Linked DNA regions of Homo sapiens: regions 2, 3, 4 and 5 are each linked to region 1. A link is a contact called in ENCODE Hi-C or POLR2A ChIA-PET data. All regions are on one chromosome and are shown on one strand. Each heading gives the region's core, a stretch centred on a gene start or an enhancer-like site at or near the end of the contact. The rest is flanking DNA. Distances are from core to core; before and after follow the strand shown. Region 1 holds the start of DLGAP1-AS1 (DLGAP1 antisense RNA 1). Region 2 holds the start of RALBP1 (ralA binding protein 1). Region 3 overlaps LOC124904243 (a long non-coding RNA gene). Region 4 holds the start of MTCL1 (microtubule crosslinking factor 1). Region 5 holds the start of RAB12 (RAB12, member RAS oncogene family).

Region 1 (2,858 bases), core at 359-2,858:
AATCCTTACTCTGTGTACTGGACACTGTGCTAAGAACTTAATAGACATGGGGGCTGGGTGTGGTGGCTCACACCTGTAATCCCAGCACTTTGGGAGGCTGAAGCATAAGGATCGCTTTAGCCCAGGTGTTGGAGACCAGCCTGGGCAACAGAGTGAGACCTCGTCTCAAAAAAACCCAAACAACAACAACTAGCTGGTCATGGTGGTGCACGCCTGAAGTCTCAGCTACTCGGTAGGCTGAGGTGGGAGGATCACTTGAGCTTGGGAGGTGGAGGCCGCAATGAGCCATGACTGTGCCACTGCACTCCAGCCTAGGTGACAGAGCAAGACCCTGCCTCAAAAAAAAAAAAAAAAAAAAAAAAGAAAAAGAAAGAAAGAAAAAGAAAAAGAAAAAGAAAAAGAAAAAAAAGAAAGAAAAGAAAAGAAAAAGAAGAAAATAGACATGATCTCACATATGTGAAAGATCCCACTATCCCCATTTAACTGATGAAAATATTAAGGCTCAGAGCAGGCAACGGACATCCCTAACTCATCTAGAGATTCAGTGACAGAGTTAGAGTACTCAGGGCTCCAACTCCCATCTGACCATTAACTCAAACCACCTTTGTTTATCTCCCCCGCCCCCCGCCAGTAAACACTCTCTAGTAAACACCTTGTCCACTAAAGCACCGTGGTTTCCACGAGGGACTCCTTCGTGCACAGCCATCCTCACTCTGCAGGAACTCTTAAGTTTCAGTGAATGAATGAATTTGGAGTGGTCAACAAGGGGTGCACAGTTGCAACTTTTAAAATATTGCAGAAGGAGAGAAATGCCACAAAACAAAATGCACATGGAAAAATCACTACCTTATTTCAAAATATTTACAGCTTCACATTTAAGGCCACCCAAAGCGTGGCGGTCAGTGGTGAGAAGGCAGAGATCAGAGGCTGTTGGGGTGGGTCATACACCATGATTCCCGGCCCCCCTCTGGGAGATACAAGGTATCCCACAGTCTTCTCTCCCAGTTACATCCTCCACGGAAACCACAAGATGACTCGCTCAACTTTTTCTAAAGTAGAAAAAAATATGCTTGTGTGTGTGTGTAAGGGGAGGAGAGGGGATGTGAATGAAATGGAGGGTAGTGTAATAATTCCTGTAGTCATAAGACACGCCAGTTGGTAGTTGCTAGTATTCCAGACACTTCCTAACGCCAGACAAATGCCCCAAGCCTCGGCATGTCTGGCCTAGAGATCTATTCAACTGATAGCAGCCGCCTCTTCTGGGGAGAGCAGATCTTTCAGAAAGCACTGGCTGCGCTGCTAATCAAACGCAACATTGTTCTCAGCAAGGAGGAAGAATGGAAAGGTTTGTTTCAGAGTCACAACTTTATTTTTTTTAAAAGGCACCCAAGTTGTTTCAACAAGCTGCTACAAAACTTGGGCTTCCTGAGTGGAGGCTGTTTTGCACAGTGCATGTACTGTACAAAAATCCAGGCAGGGAGGGGTCAGAGAGTTCGTCATTAAAGAAAAAAAAAAAAAAAAGCCCCAGGCACTTGATGCCTGGAAATGATGTCAGACGCAGCCACTCCTCTGTTAGAACTACAGCCAAACAATGCGCAGGCAATCCACAGCAGCTGCCCCTGCAAATGTCAGCGCCAGCCCAGTCAAAAGAGCTTGAAACCTACCAAGCCGGAGGACTGTGCTGTGCCTCTCTCGCCCACATTTTCCCCAAGCACTCTCAGGAACCTGGCAACAGGTAACGTGGCAACCTTTGACTTATAAAAGGGCAAGTGGCACAATCTCAGGGAACAAATGGACTTTTTTTTAAAGCCAGCATCTCCCCCACCACTCCCACACCCCCCTCCCTCCCTCCCTCCCTCCCAACCAAAAGTCTGTAAAAAACAAAACATTGACGCGGGCAGTCCTACTCTCTAGTGTCCCCTTGTGGCCAAGCCTGGAACATCACATCTGTACGTTGCAATCTGTGGATCAGCTACGAGGTAAGTCGCTCTTTGGAAGGGGTGGAGGTCTTTGCTGGACTTGTCTTCCGAAAAGTATGAAGAGTGGAAGTCAAGGCTCAGAATGGCGTCCTTTTTTACCTTATCACCTTAACAAAAACTTCACCTTAGCTGCAGGGTTAAACCTCTGGGTTGGGGCTGGGGATTTTCGTTGTTGTTGTTTTAAAGCAGCAGCCAAGGCCATGTTTTTTAAGGTGGTGAGTTAAACGGAGCAAGAGCTGCGGTAGCCTTTTCCACCCAATCTCTTTCTTCACATCCTAGTCACAGCCAAGGGTAGGGTGGATGGCAGTGAGGATAAACAGCCCAGAAACAGGATTCCTGCAGGGTGGGACTGGCATTTTCCATTTTTATCTGAAGTTGTACTTTGAATGCAGACACCTTTCTCTCAGGCCAGAAGCACTGCTCATTTGTATTGCTGGCTTCCAGTTAGCCTATTTGCAAGGATTACTTAGGATTTCCAGACTGCAGGCCCAGCTACCCAGAGAGTGTGCCTCAAAGCCCCACCTCAAAGCTTTTATCTCTATGTGGCGGGAAACACCCACGAAAATGCCAACGGCGGTATTTGTAACTTGCCTTCTTCCTTTTGGGAACTGCTTTCTGCAGCTCTCTCTGCGTTAGAGGAATAGCTACAGCTGGGAGCTGCTCCAGCCACGCAGGAGGAGAGGGCACCCATTGAGAGGCGGGCACCCCTTCTGTCTCCCTCTGGCTATGTTAACTGGAAACTAGGAAAGGGGTTCAGATCAAAGTAACTGCTGTCTTCAGAAAGTTCCATTCATTAACTAAGTTAGCGGAAATTAAATGGTGTTTGGAGGAAGGTCATTTCAGAAGGCCCAGGGCCAGAGGCTGAGGTCTAAAACTTCT
Region 2 (2,858 bases), core at 116-2,615, 5.9 Mb after region 1:
CCATCAGCAATTGCCTCAGTAGAAAACTCCCTCTGCTCCCCTCCTGCATCCACATAGCAGCTTCAGGCAAGGCCTCCATAAGGCCCAGCGTGGATCAGTGCCTGCCCCTTGGCCGAATCAGTGCTGTCACAGGCAGAGAATTGTCACTGCCATGCTCACCTGCCCAACCCAGTGGTCAGAGAAGACTGTTCTACTGCGAGAGGAGCCATGAGAAGGCTTTTCCGAAAGTCAAAGACCAATGGCTACCTCAGACCATCCCGTATCCACTCGTGGGAGGCCCCTGAATGAATCTAAGGCCCCAGGGGTTGAACTTTACTGAGTAGGGAGCGCAGAGTACTAGGGACAAATTTACCGCCCGCTTTGAGGAAAGCTGATGTGGGAGCAGAGAGCAAGATGGATAGCAGCGGCCAATCTAAACGGGCAACGAAGTGCCACAGAGTGCTGCACGTAGGAATGCGAGTGACAGGTAGGGTCGTCTATTCCAAGTCCCTCCTCTCCCCTAATAAACTGCCACATTTCAGAAAACACGAAGACTGCTGAAGCCGTTTCCAGCCTTCGCTACGCATTAGCAGAGCAACTCAACAAGCCTGGGTGAAAGGCTTCTCGAAGAAATTCAGTTATCTCTACTGCCAGCCAAACACGGACTGGGCAGCTTTCCTCGGGGGCTGCTCGGTAACTGCTGAGCCGGGGGCGCGCTGAAGCCCTGCAGAAGCCCACACCCGCTTCAGGAATTCCGTGGATGTTCCCGACAGAGGTTTATTCCCGCCTATCCCTACAGGCCCACGGCGCTCTTTCCTCCAATCCCACACCCAGTCGAAGGCGGGGCAGCCGCCCCACCCAGCGGCCAGCCGGGCGGCCCCCAGTCTGGTTTAACTGGTTGGAACGACTAAAGCACGCTGGCGCAAGGAAAGCTCTCAACTTCGGGAGCTGAGGCGCAGGCTGGCCAGAGCGTGGAGAGGAAAGCCCTTTCCATCCTCAAGGCCGTTGCAGGAGATGCCCGCGAGCCACCTTCGCCAGCACCACACCGGGGTAAGCCGTCCGTCCCCGAAACCCGCAAGGCCACCGACTGCGCAGGCGCCTGCAGAGCACTGGCCCTCGGCGCGTTCTCTCGCGCTCTTCTTCAGTCTCCTCAGCGAGCCTGGGGACGAAGGGGGCGCGGTGCCTCCTGGGTGTTGTAGTTTGCTTCCTTGGCGAGAGGCCTTCGGGCTGGCTGGACGCCGGGGCCTTGGGAACTACGCCTCCCAGCGCGCCCCGCGCGAGAGCCCAGGTCGCCTGCCCTTGACGGCTTCAGCCGTCTGAGCGGAGAGGAGGATCCGGGAAGCCGGCTGCGGCGGGAGGAGGGAATGCGCGTGCGCGCTGGACCGCCTCGTCCCGTTCCGTCCCAATCATTGTAAACAGGCAGAGGCTGGGCGGGGTGGGAATGGGGCGCCCGAGGCCGGCCTGGGGCGCAGCGCAGGAGGCGGCTCCGGTGGCTGCGGCGGCAGCGTGAGCGCGAGGAGGCGGAGGCTGCGGCGGGGCGGACGGTCGCGCGGCGGCAGGCACAGGTCAGTCGCAGGGAGCGGTCGCGTGCTAGGGTCGCGGCGATACCCCTGGAGTGCCCGAGGAACCCTCTCCCGCGCCGGCCTCGCGCCCGCGTCTGTCAGGCAGCGTGTGGGGCTCGGTGCTCGCAGCGCTCGGGTTTGAAGTTGGGGGTGGGGGGCGTGGCTGCCCCTGGCGTGGGTTCCTCCCCGGAAAGCTTCGCCCCAGTTTTCGCCCCCCTTGGCCGTGCGTCCCTCCCACTGGCCGACGGGCCTCCCTTCGTGGCGTCCTCGTTTGTGGTGCTCTCGGGGGCCGGGGGTGGAGAGTTAGGAGTCCCCAGGCCTCGGGGAAGCTCTTGGGGGGCGCCTGGACAGAGGCTAGGGGACCCAGCCCTCACGGTTGGTGGATCGTGCCCGGCATAGTGGCCAGGCTCCAGGGCTTACCCAGGGGACCAGGACAGGCTCCTGGTGTCGCCCACCGCTGGCACTGAGCAGTGGGCGCCTTTGGGTGCTGCGATCCTTCCTTCAGGTTTCAGTGGGAATGGACAGACAGATCTGAAGTTGAAAATTCTTTTCACAACTCATGTTCAACTATGTGTGTTGTCAGAATGCTCTTAATGAGGTCAGTGTTCTCCCTCTTTTTTTTAAAACTGATCGTTGTGAGAGTGAAACAGGTTTTACAGAATATTTAACACCTCCGTCTTCCCTGAAGTAATTCTGCTGTTTCAAGTTTTGGGATTCAGTATTACAAAGCCTTCCTCTTGAGCAAGGCCTAGTACAATTCTTCAAGGTCCCTAGCATGTTAATTCGAGGTGTTTTGAACGTGCATATACAGGAAGTGCAGCCGTTTGGCCGTTGAGTTAGTGCTCCATCCAGCCTTGTTAGAAAAGCTTTCGCTGAATTTTTAATTTAGTGGAGTGGTCATGTTCTAATGCTGCAGTACTTTGGGGAGTATTCCATTATACTTGGCAGTTATTAACGAAATACTGAACTTGTGATAAGGTTTTGTTTTGGTGCTCAGCATTTCTAAATGAATAAGTGGGACTGTGAATAAGAAAGATCACCTCACTTTCTGTTTTTAGAGTTATTGTGGTCATTTGATAACTCCTTTCTGTCTTTGTGAAAATAATTACTGTAAGCTGGAGTGGCGGTAGTAGGGGTAGGAAGGAGGTCAGTAGAGTGGTTTCCACCTCTCATTCAAAGTATCTGGTAGATCCAAGTGGGGTAGGTTAGTTAACAGTAGCTTTTTTTTTTTTTTTTTAGTTTTTTATTTTTTGAGACAGAGTTTCGCTCTTGTTGCCCAGGTTGGAGTGCAATGGCATGATCTCAGCTCACCACAGC
Region 3 (2,858 bases), core at 141-2,640, 5.5 Mb after region 1:
TCTTTGTAAAAATTCAGGCCCTGCTCTTTTTCTTTCTTTCTTTCTTTCTTTTTTTTTTTTTTTTTTTTTTTTTTGTGGCCTGGCCAACTGTCCCTCCCTAGGCAAAAGTGGACTTGGATTTCTTTTGTTTCAGCAATCATTATCTGCTACCTTTACTCTAAAAATGCACTTTCCACCTGTCCCCATCTTCTACTTAAGCCTAAGGGATTACAAAAGGACTCATGTTTACCACTATATGTTGAATCAAGGAGTATCAACAAATTGGAAATTAGCCTAATCCCTTAAACTTCATATAATCTGTTTCCTTCATTTTGCTCCCATCTCCAAATATTTCATTCAGTACCAAAGTCCCCAAGAGAAAATGGATTCCTTCCTAGCTGGACCTGGGGCATCTGGCCAGATCCCCATCATGTTTCACCCCAAGCTACCCCTTAATCCCAGATGGAGCTTTAGACTCCTTTGAGAGAGATGAGGCCTGTCAAGAACTGTAAAAGCTCTGGAACTTTCTCCAACTTACACTGTTAACTGTTTCATTGATGCTGGCAGAAGACATAAGACTCTTGGGTCAGAGACAAAGGATTTTATTACTAACAGCACAGCACAGCAAACAACATGAGCATATTTGCACTAGTTCCCTTCCCCATACACAACACAGGGATGACATGATAGTCCTAGATGATACCTGCGCATGCAGTGGGTTGCATTACAGGAGAGGAACCCAGGGCTAAGGGCCCAGCCCTTGAGCAAGCAGCAAATAAGCCAGTCTTTCTCCACTTTGACCTGCTTAATTGCCTGTGTGACTAACCAGAGAAACCATTCAGTATCAGGAGACAGATCAGTCTTAAAATCCAGTACACTCGGCTGGACGCAGTGGCTCACACCTGTAATGCCAGCACTTTGGGAGGCCAACGAGGGCGGATCACCTGAGGTCAGGGTTTCAAAACTAGCCTGGCCAACATGTCTCCACTAAAAATACAAAAATTAGTCAGGCGTGGTGGTGGATGCCTGTAATCCCAGCTACTCGGGAGGCTGAGGCAAGAGAATAGCTTGAACCCAGAAAACGGAGGTTGCAGTGAGTTGAGATCACGCCACTGCACTCCAGCCTGAGCGACAGAGTGAGTGAGACTCCGTCTCAAAAAAAAAAAAAAAAAAAAATCCAGCACACTCAGCAAGAACAGGCAGGGACCTTCAGGGTCCATGGTGGGCTGCCTTTCCCAATAGGACCCACATACTTCTCATTATTCTGATCTTTCCTTCAGAATTACCTAGTCCAAGGGAGTACAACACTGAGAGCTAGTGGCCCTGGCTAGCTGTTAAAGACTGCGAGAAAAGTACTACTAGTTGCTGAAGGAAAACGGATTGTGGGATGTAAATTTGTCTCCTTATATTTAAACAAAAACACTCAAAACCCTCTTCCCCAACCCTTCTACTGTTTCAGTTCCTACTGGTCTGTTCTGTAAGTTCTCAGTTCCTGTTAGATTGTAATACTGAAAAAGAAACCCTGTCTACCCTCTAAGTTGGATGGAGAATTCAACATAAATAAGAAAGATATATCTACTAAGCAACTGAAACTTAATATGTCCAAAACCAAACTTCTGGACTTCTTCACACACCATGCTGTCTTCTCCCATACCTTCCCCTCCATAGAGAAGGTAACCATCATCCTTCCAGGCGCTCCTGCCAGCAGTCTCGGAATCAGGCTTGATTCCTCTTTTTCTCTCCCATTTCATGGCTTGCTCAACCTCCCAGGCTATCCAGAACCTGAGTGGCTCCCTTCCTCCATGATGAAGCCACCATCACTTCTTGCCTGGATTGTTGCAGTAGCCTCCAAACTGTTTTTCTGCTTCAGTCTTTACTTTCTCACACCATTCTCAATTCAGCAGCCACAGGGTCCTTTCCAAATGGAAAACCACATCATATCTCTTCCTACTCAAAACCTCCCATTGACTCCTAACTCATTCAGAATAGAAGGCCAGCCAGGTGTGGTGGTGAACACTTGTAGTCCCAGCTACTCAAGAGGCTGAGGGGAGGACAGCTTTAGCCAAAGAAAGAAGAAGGAGGAGGAGGAGGAGGAGGAGGAAGAAGAGAAGAAAGCTAACTCCTTGTAGTGACGTGCAAGGTCCTACATCTCTTTGATCTGATTACTGTCCTCTCACGGCCTCCCCATGCCCCACCCCCCAATACCTGGAACACAAATGCCCATGCCTGGCCCTTGGCATATGCACAACCCCTCCCTCCGCCCGGATGCCCCCTCCACCAGCTGTCCACGGGGCTTATTCCTGCTGCTTCTTCAGGGCTCCCCTACCCCAGCATTCCCCATTGCTTTATTTGTTTGTTTGTTTTGAGACAGAGTCTCACTCTGTCGCCCAGGCTGGAGTACAATGATGCAATCTTGGCTCACTACAACCTCCACCTCCCGGGTTCAAGCGATTCTCCCACCTCAGGCTTCTTAGTAGCTGGGATTACAAGCGCCCACCACCGTGCCTGGCTAATTTTTGTATTTTTAGTAGAGATGGGGTTTCGCCATGTTGCCCAGGCTGGTCTCGAACTCCTGAGCTCAAGTAATCTTCCCACCTAGGCCTCCCAAAGTGCTGGGATTACAGGCGTGAGCCACCATGCCCAGCCCCCTGTGTTATTTTTATCCATAGCACTTATCACTATCTGAGGTAGTGAAGATGTCTATTTCCTTGTTATGATCTGTTTCCTCTGACTACAATAAAAACTCCATGAAGTCAGGGATTCTATTTGCCACTGTGCTCCAAACCCCAATGCCTAAAAGCTGTCTGTCATACACTAGGTATCTAATAAATTGTTGTTGAATTCATTAATTCTACTCATATTTATCATTTACTTTTTTC
Region 4 (2,858 bases), core at 96-2,595, 5.1 Mb after region 1:
TGGCCAACATCCAACGCCTGGGACATAAACTGCACCCAATGGTATGTGAACTGTACTTTACAGTTTGCACGGTGTGTTCTGGTATTTGCTAAATCTTCACACATGCTCAGGTGGCAGTACGTTTTAATGATACAGGCGAGGGAACTGGGGCTCAGAAAGGTCTAGTGCCTTGCGCATGGGAGACTCAAGTGGTAGAACCGGTGGCCGGGCTCCGGGCTCTGAGCGGAAAGCCTGCAGGACTCGGAATCCTGAAGACCTGGGTTTAAACCCGCTCAGCTAGGGACTGGGTGAGGCATCGCAGGCAAGTGACTTCACCTCCCAGCGCCGGTGCCCTAGTCTTCACCGAAGACAGCAATTCCAATCTGGGACTGTGGTGAGGCTTAAATAAAACACTGCTCAGTAAGTGGCCAGCAGGCCTGGCTCGCAGCCGGAACTATAAATGTGAGTTCCCTTTCTGACCCCCAGGTTTGGCGAGGGCTCCTCCTGTTTGGGCAGCAGCTCCTCCTGAGCTCCCGAGGCCACGGGGGTGCCAACTGTGGAGCGCCCGCCGTGCCGTTTAGACGCGAGAGCTGCGTCGGGTACCAGCGATCCTTAAAGGAGCTCGGGGACCAGGGGCACAGCTTGGAGAGGACAGCGAGGGAGGTGACTGGCCTCGGGGAGGCGGGCGGTGGATGGAGAGGCATGAGAGGGGTGTTGTCAGCCGCGGCACACGCCTTCCCCAAGTGGCCGGCGCCGCCCCTTGCCACCACTTCACCTCCGCCTCTTCCCTTCCTCCCTAGCTCCTGGCAGCGTCTCTAGGGCCTCAAAAAGCAAGGAGGGTCCCCGGGCAGCGAGGCCCCATGGATCCAGCCTGCGCCTGCTCCCAAGGGCGCGCAGGTCCCGCCCCTGCCGGGCGCCCGCCCCCCGGGGAGCGCAAGCCCCCGCCCCTTCCCTCGCCCCTCCCCTGCACGGCGCCGGCTGGCTGGAGGCGGGGCATGCGCACGGGCCTGGGCGAGGGCGCTGGGCGGCGGGGAGGTGGGGCGCGCGCGTGCGGCTTCTCTCAGCCGGGAGCGGCGGGGGCGGGCACGGGCAGCAGCGGGCCGGCGGTGGGCGGGGAGCGGGACGCGGGAGCCGGGCGCGCGCCGCCAGCGCCGCCGCGGCACCGGTGACCGCGAGCCCGGAGCGCGAGGTCCGGGGATGCGAGCGGCCGGGAGCCGCCGCGCTGCTGAGCCGGGAGAACTCGATCCGCGGTGACCTCAGCGAGGGGCGAGCGCGGCGGCGGCGAGCCCCGCGGGAATCCTCGGGGCCGGGGTGCGGGGGGCGGGGACGGCGGGAGCGCGGGGCGCAGCCCGGGCGGGGCTGGGACAGTGATGAGAGAGCGCGCGGGGAGGCTGCACGCCGCCGCCGCCGCCGCCGCCGCCGTCGTCGTCCGGAGCATCTGCTGCCTGAGCTGCTGCCGGCGGACCCGGCCATGGAGACACTGAACGGCCCCGCGGGCGGAGGTGCCCCGGACGCGAAGCTGCAGCCGCCCGGCCAGCACCACCGCCACCACCACCTCCACCCGGTGGCCGAAAGGCGGCGGCTGCACCGTGCGCCCTCGCCCGCCAGACCCTTCCTCAAGGACCTGCACGCCCGGCCCGCCGCGCCCGGCCCGGCCGTCCCCTCCTCGGGCCGAGCCCCGGCTCCCGCCGCCCCGCGCTCGCCCAACCTCGCGGGCAAAGCGCCGCCCTCGCCGGGGTCCCTGGCCGCGCCCGGCCGCCTCTCTCGGCGCAGTGGCGGCGTCCCGGGCGCGAAGGACAAGCCCCCGCCGGGCGCCGGGGCCAGAGCGGCGGGCGGTGCCAAGGCTGCCCTGGGAAGCAGGAGGGCGGCGCGCGTGGCGCCCGCGGAGCCGCTGTCCCGGGCTGGGAAGCCTCCCGGAGCCGAGCCGCCGTCTGCCGCTGCCAAGGGCCGCAAAGCCAAGCGCGGCTCCCGGGCGCCACCCGCCCGCACCGTCGGCCCCCCGACCCCGGCCGCCCGGATCCCTGCCGTGACCCTCGCGGTGACCTCGGTGGCCGGGTCCCCGGCCCGCTGCTCGCGCATCAGCCACACGGACAGCAGCTCCGACCTCTCTGACTGCCCCTCCGAACCCCTGTCCGACGAGCAGCGCCTGCTCCCTGCCGCCAGCAGCGACGCCGAATCCGGCACGGGCTCCAGCGACCGTGAACCCCCACGAGGAGCGCCGACGCCGAGCCCCGCAGCCCGAGGAGCGCCGCCGGGCAGCCCCGAGCCCCCAGCGCTCCTCGCCGCGCCCCTCGCCGCGGGCGCCTGTCCCGGGGGCCGGAGCATCCCGAGCGGGGTTTCGGGGGGTTTCGCGGGGCCCGGCGTGGCGGAGGATGTCCGGGGGCGCTCGCCACCGGAGCGACCAGTCCCCGGGACCCCCAAGGAGCCCAGCCTGGGCGAGCAGTCTCGGCTCGTGCCAGCGGCGGAGGAAGAAGAGCTGCTGCGGGAGATGGAGGAGCTGCGCTCGGAGAACGACTATCTCAAGGTGAGCCGCGCCTCGGCCGCAGGTGTCCCGGGGCGCCCCCGGAGGGCCTGGCTGCGGCGGGGACCCGCCAACCCCTCCTTCCCGGGCCTGTCCAGCGCCTTCTCCCTCCTGCTCTCCACGGTCCTACCCCCGCATTGTCAGGCATTGGCAACTTAAGCCCAAACTTCTGGAAGGAGAAGCAAGACCTGTGGGACCCCGCCAGTTCGCAACCCACTTCTCTTTTCTCGCGTCTAGAACTCTTGCGTCTCTTCGCTGATACTTTTACTTTTGTTGACCTGTTGGGGCAGAGGAGGCTGTAATCGTTTTGGGGACATCAGCGGACGCCCCCATCCCCGCTCAGAACGTGCCAGCCTCA
Region 5 (2,858 bases), core at 189-2,688, 5.0 Mb after region 1:
TGTGGTCTCAGCGGCTCAGGAGGCTAAGCAAGGAAAATCACTTGGGCCCAGGAGTTCCAGGCTGCCGTGAGCTGTGATCGCACCACTGCACTCCAGCCTGCGCAACAGAGCAAGGCTGTCTCAAAATCAAAACAAAACAAAATGAAAGAAAAAGAAAGAAAGAAGGAAAGAAAGAAAGTAAATTCCGTGATGGTAAGTGATGGATCTGTGTTTCAAATAATATAGAGGGATCATATTTTACATATTCTCAGAATTCATATTATAAAGATCCCTACAGTGACTGCACAGTTAAGAATGCTCTCATAGATGTAAACTTCCAATCTACACTGTGGGCAACGCTAGATTTTTACAAATCAGGTTTGCTGTGTAACATATGCGTGTACTGTGCATTACTAAACCTAGTTCTAAATACAGCACAGCTGAAATTTTGTGGGTAACGTGATCATTCGGCAAATGTTGCCAGCCCCTATCATATTCAGAACCCTGTGTTCTGAGATGCTCAAGTTCAAGCTGAGGAATTTGCTAAACAAATCTCTGGCAAGGAATCAGCAGTGATTTTCTGTATCCTTAAATCCTTCCAAACAGAAATGGCAAAACATACGACCCGAGTCCATAATTCCTAAAGTTTCAATCTTCTCGCACTGTTTGAGTTTTAACTCGCTTATTCCCCCAAAGGAGTATGCCATTTACTTAATTTAAAAATTAAACAGCATAAAAACTTCTGAACTCTGAGTGAGACAGCGATCAGAGTTAAAAATAACTGATTTCGCGCGTTTCCGTGCAAAATGGGAGACAGACGTGACGGAGAGAGACCGAGCAGTGCCACGGCCCGGTAGAGGGTGCGGGGGCTTGCACCCGCTGGTGTTTGTGAGAGAGCGCTGGTGTAGACGCGAACGCAGCGCAGGCGGCCCGGCGGCGCGGCCTCAGGTCGGGGCCTTTCCAGCGTTCCAGCTACACCGAGCGCGCGGGGGCGAAAACATGTGCATGGTGTTTGGGGACTGTGCGCATGGGAGTGTTTTCACTGTCAACCAGGGTTCTTTTTCTTATTTTGAACCCATTTTCATGATGCACCGGAATGCTGAAGTTCAAAATTGCCTACGGAGAATTTTAAGACTAAAACCACACTAAGTTTCTTGTGTTAACTATAAATGCGGGTCAGAGTGAAAGCCGAGTAGGGAGGAGTGAAAAGGGGGAAAAGGGAAGAGATAAGAGGAAGAAAAGATGAAAGAGCCGGCGGAAGAGGGAGGGAAGCGGGGGCGGGCAGGCGAGCAGAGGCAGGGAAAGAGCGGCGCGGGTTGCGGGAAAGCTCCGCGCGCAGTACCCAACCGAGGCCCGGGCGCGCGGTCCTCCCGCCGGCAGGGGGCGCCCACCCGCCCGCCTCCGGCCCCTCGCGGCCAGCCGCCCCGCCCGCGCCTGCGCTTCCTGCCCCTCCTCGTCCGGGATGCTGCTGCCGCTACTGCGGAGTAGCTGCTTCCCTTCCTCCTCTCCCGGCGGCGGCGGCGGCAGCGGCGGAGGAGGAGGAGGAGGGGACCCGGGCGCAGAGAGCCGGCCGGCGGCGCAGTTGCAGCGCGGAGCCCACGGGCCGCCGGGGCCGCTCCAGCGGGCGGAAGCCGAGCCCGGGGCCGACCCCCCGCGCGCGGCGGAGGCCGAGGGGGCGCCGGGGCCCGGGGCGCGCAGCCGGGGGGCGGGCGGCGGCGGGCGGCGGGCCGAGCGGGAGCCGCATGCGTGTATGGATCCGGGCGCCGCGCTGCAGAGGCGGGCCGGGGGCGGCGGCGGTCTGGGCGCGGGCTCCCCGGCGCTGTCGGGCGGCCAGGGCCGCCGGAGGAAGCAGCCCCCCAGGCCGGCCGACTTCAAGTTGCAGGTCATCATTATCGGCTCCCGCGGCGTGGGCAAGACCAGCCTGATGGAGCGCTTCACCGACGACACCTTCTGCGAGGCCTGCAAGTCCACCGTGGGTAAGGGCGCCACGGCGACCCTGGGCCGGGCCTCCTGGCGCCCGGGCAGGTGCCCTTCGCCCCGTGGGCTTCGAGTCTCATCGAGCCTGGGAGTCTTTCGGGGATGGGCCTCTCGGTGAAACTAGGGGCGGGGGTCTCCTTGGAGCGCCCTGCATCCCAATCCCAAAGCCTGGCAGAGGTTTTCGTGCCGCCTCCGGGCAGACCTGCCCTTGGCCCCCGGCCCTGCCTCAGAGGTCCTGGCAGCCCCCGGGGCCTGTGGGGGCGGCTCTCCACGGAAACTTCGGCCCTTAGCATACTCGCCCAAGAAAAAGCTGGGTTCGAGTGGAGCGCAGGCAGGCAGGGGAGTGAACGCCTAAGGCCGCTCTCGCCCGGCCCGCCAAGGCCAGCGCGCGCCGTCTGCTGCGGGTGTGATCCCTGCGCAACCAGGGCAGTTTTCTTATTTTGAACCCATTTTCAAGAAATGAAGTTTAAAGTCACCTATGGAGAATGTTAAAACTAAAACTACAGTAAGTTTCTCGTGCTAGCCGTACGTACGGGGCAGAGGAGCTTCAGCTGTATTTATCCATGACCTCAAACAACCCGGTGACTGGCGGGCATGGGGTTGATTCCTCCAGTACCGCTGTTTTCGGTGAGGGACAGGAGTGAAGTAAGTACAGGAACGCTCCAGGGTCAAGGAGGAAAACAGCCGTGGATCTGAAATGGAAACTGCAGGGGAAATTTTTTTAATTAAGTCATGCTTAGAGGACTTGACATTGAGATTTCTCAGTTGGATGTGGGTAGCAGTTGTTTCTATGGAAAACCCCTTAAAAGATGTCCAAACTAGGAGAACCCCGTTCTTTAAAATAAAGGGCAGTCACTTCCGTGATAGGAAGTGAGAGATTTCCCCAGGGGCGGTCCAAGAAA

What was found. A loop is a pair of places that touch in the nucleus more often than their neighbours do. ChIA-PET counts read pairs that join two places held with the same protein, here RNA polymerase II (POLR2A). Pooled maps may share reads with other maps.
Region 2: a map with no recorded cell type shows a loop between it and region 1 (14-fold over the local background). The contact joins the promoter of RALBP1 here to the promoter of DLGAP1-AS1 in region 1. A Hi-C loop is called at or near these places in 1 of 37 single-sample maps with no recorded cell type and 8 of 50 pooled maps. POLR2A ChIA-PET finds 5 or more read pairs at or near these places in 1 of 52 experiments (activated CD8-positive, alpha-beta memory T cell).
Region 3: a pooled map shows a loop between it and region 1 (3-fold over the local background). The contact joins the enhancer-like site here to the promoter of DLGAP1-AS1 in region 1. A Hi-C loop is called at or near these places in 1 of 37 single-sample maps with no recorded cell type and 2 of 50 pooled maps. POLR2A ChIA-PET finds 5 or more read pairs at or near these places in 2 of 52 experiments (activated B cell and activated CD4-positive, alpha-beta T cell).
Region 4: a loop to region 1 is called in a pooled map, with 2.2 times the contacts of the local background. The contact joins the promoter of MTCL1 here to the promoter of DLGAP1-AS1 in region 1. A Hi-C loop is called at or near these places in 6 of 50 pooled maps. POLR2A ChIA-PET finds 5 or more read pairs at or near these places in 2 of 52 experiments (A673 and K562).
Region 5: a pooled map shows a loop between it and region 1 (6-fold over the local background). The contact joins the promoter of RAB12 here to the promoter of DLGAP1-AS1 in region 1. A Hi-C loop is called at or near these places in 6 of 37 single-sample maps with no recorded cell type and 9 of 50 pooled maps. POLR2A ChIA-PET finds 5 or more read pairs at or near these places in 1 of 52 experiments (OCI-LY7).

Annotation. Positions count from the first base shown.
Region 1 is chr18:3,592,506-3,595,363 of GRCh38, forward strand. DLGAP1-AS1 (DLGAP1 antisense RNA 1) reads left to right here and starts at 1,609. Exons shown (of 3, transcript NR_024101.1): 1 at 1,609-1,735; 2 at 1,915-1,979. The region is part of intron 7 of DLGAP1 (DLG associated protein 1); the gene reads right to left. RefSeq lists enhancers at 1,249-1,368, 2,781-2,858 and a silencer at 2,366-2,660.
Region 2 is chr18:9,474,148-9,477,005 of GRCh38, forward strand. RALBP1 (ralA binding protein 1) reads left to right here and starts at 1,366. Exons shown (of 10, transcript NM_006788.4): 1 at 1,366-1,544. RefSeq lists a silencer at 1,297-1,706 and enhancers at 1,330-2,198, 1,937-1,996.
Region 3 is chr18:9,060,866-9,063,723 of GRCh38, forward strand. It overlaps LOC124904243 (a long non-coding RNA gene), which reads right to left. Exons shown (of 2, transcript XR_007066278.1): 2 at 566-1,893. Among named protein-coding and RNA genes, the nearest start is that of NDUFV2, 40 kb to the right of the region's middle. Within about 2 kb of position 1,391, at least 5 of the 41 ENCODE cell types and tissues checked have a DNase peak (open chromatin) inside an H3K27ac peak, as active enhancers do.
Region 4 is chr18:8,704,211-8,707,068 of GRCh38, forward strand. MTCL1 (microtubule crosslinking factor 1) reads left to right here and starts at 1,346. Exons shown (of 15, transcript NM_001395333.1): 1 at 1,346-2,503. The coding sequence starts at 1,451. The region is part of intron 1 of GACAT2 (gastric cancer associated transcript 2); the gene reads right to left. RefSeq lists silencers at 691-1,130, 1,511-1,570.
Region 5 is chr18:8,607,999-8,610,856 of GRCh38, forward strand. RAB12 (RAB12, member RAS oncogene family) reads left to right here and starts at 1,439. Exons shown (of 6, transcript NM_001025300.3): 1 at 1,439-1,955. The coding sequence starts at 1,442. RefSeq lists silencers at 1,267-1,496, 1,927-2,226 and an enhancer at 2,677-2,726.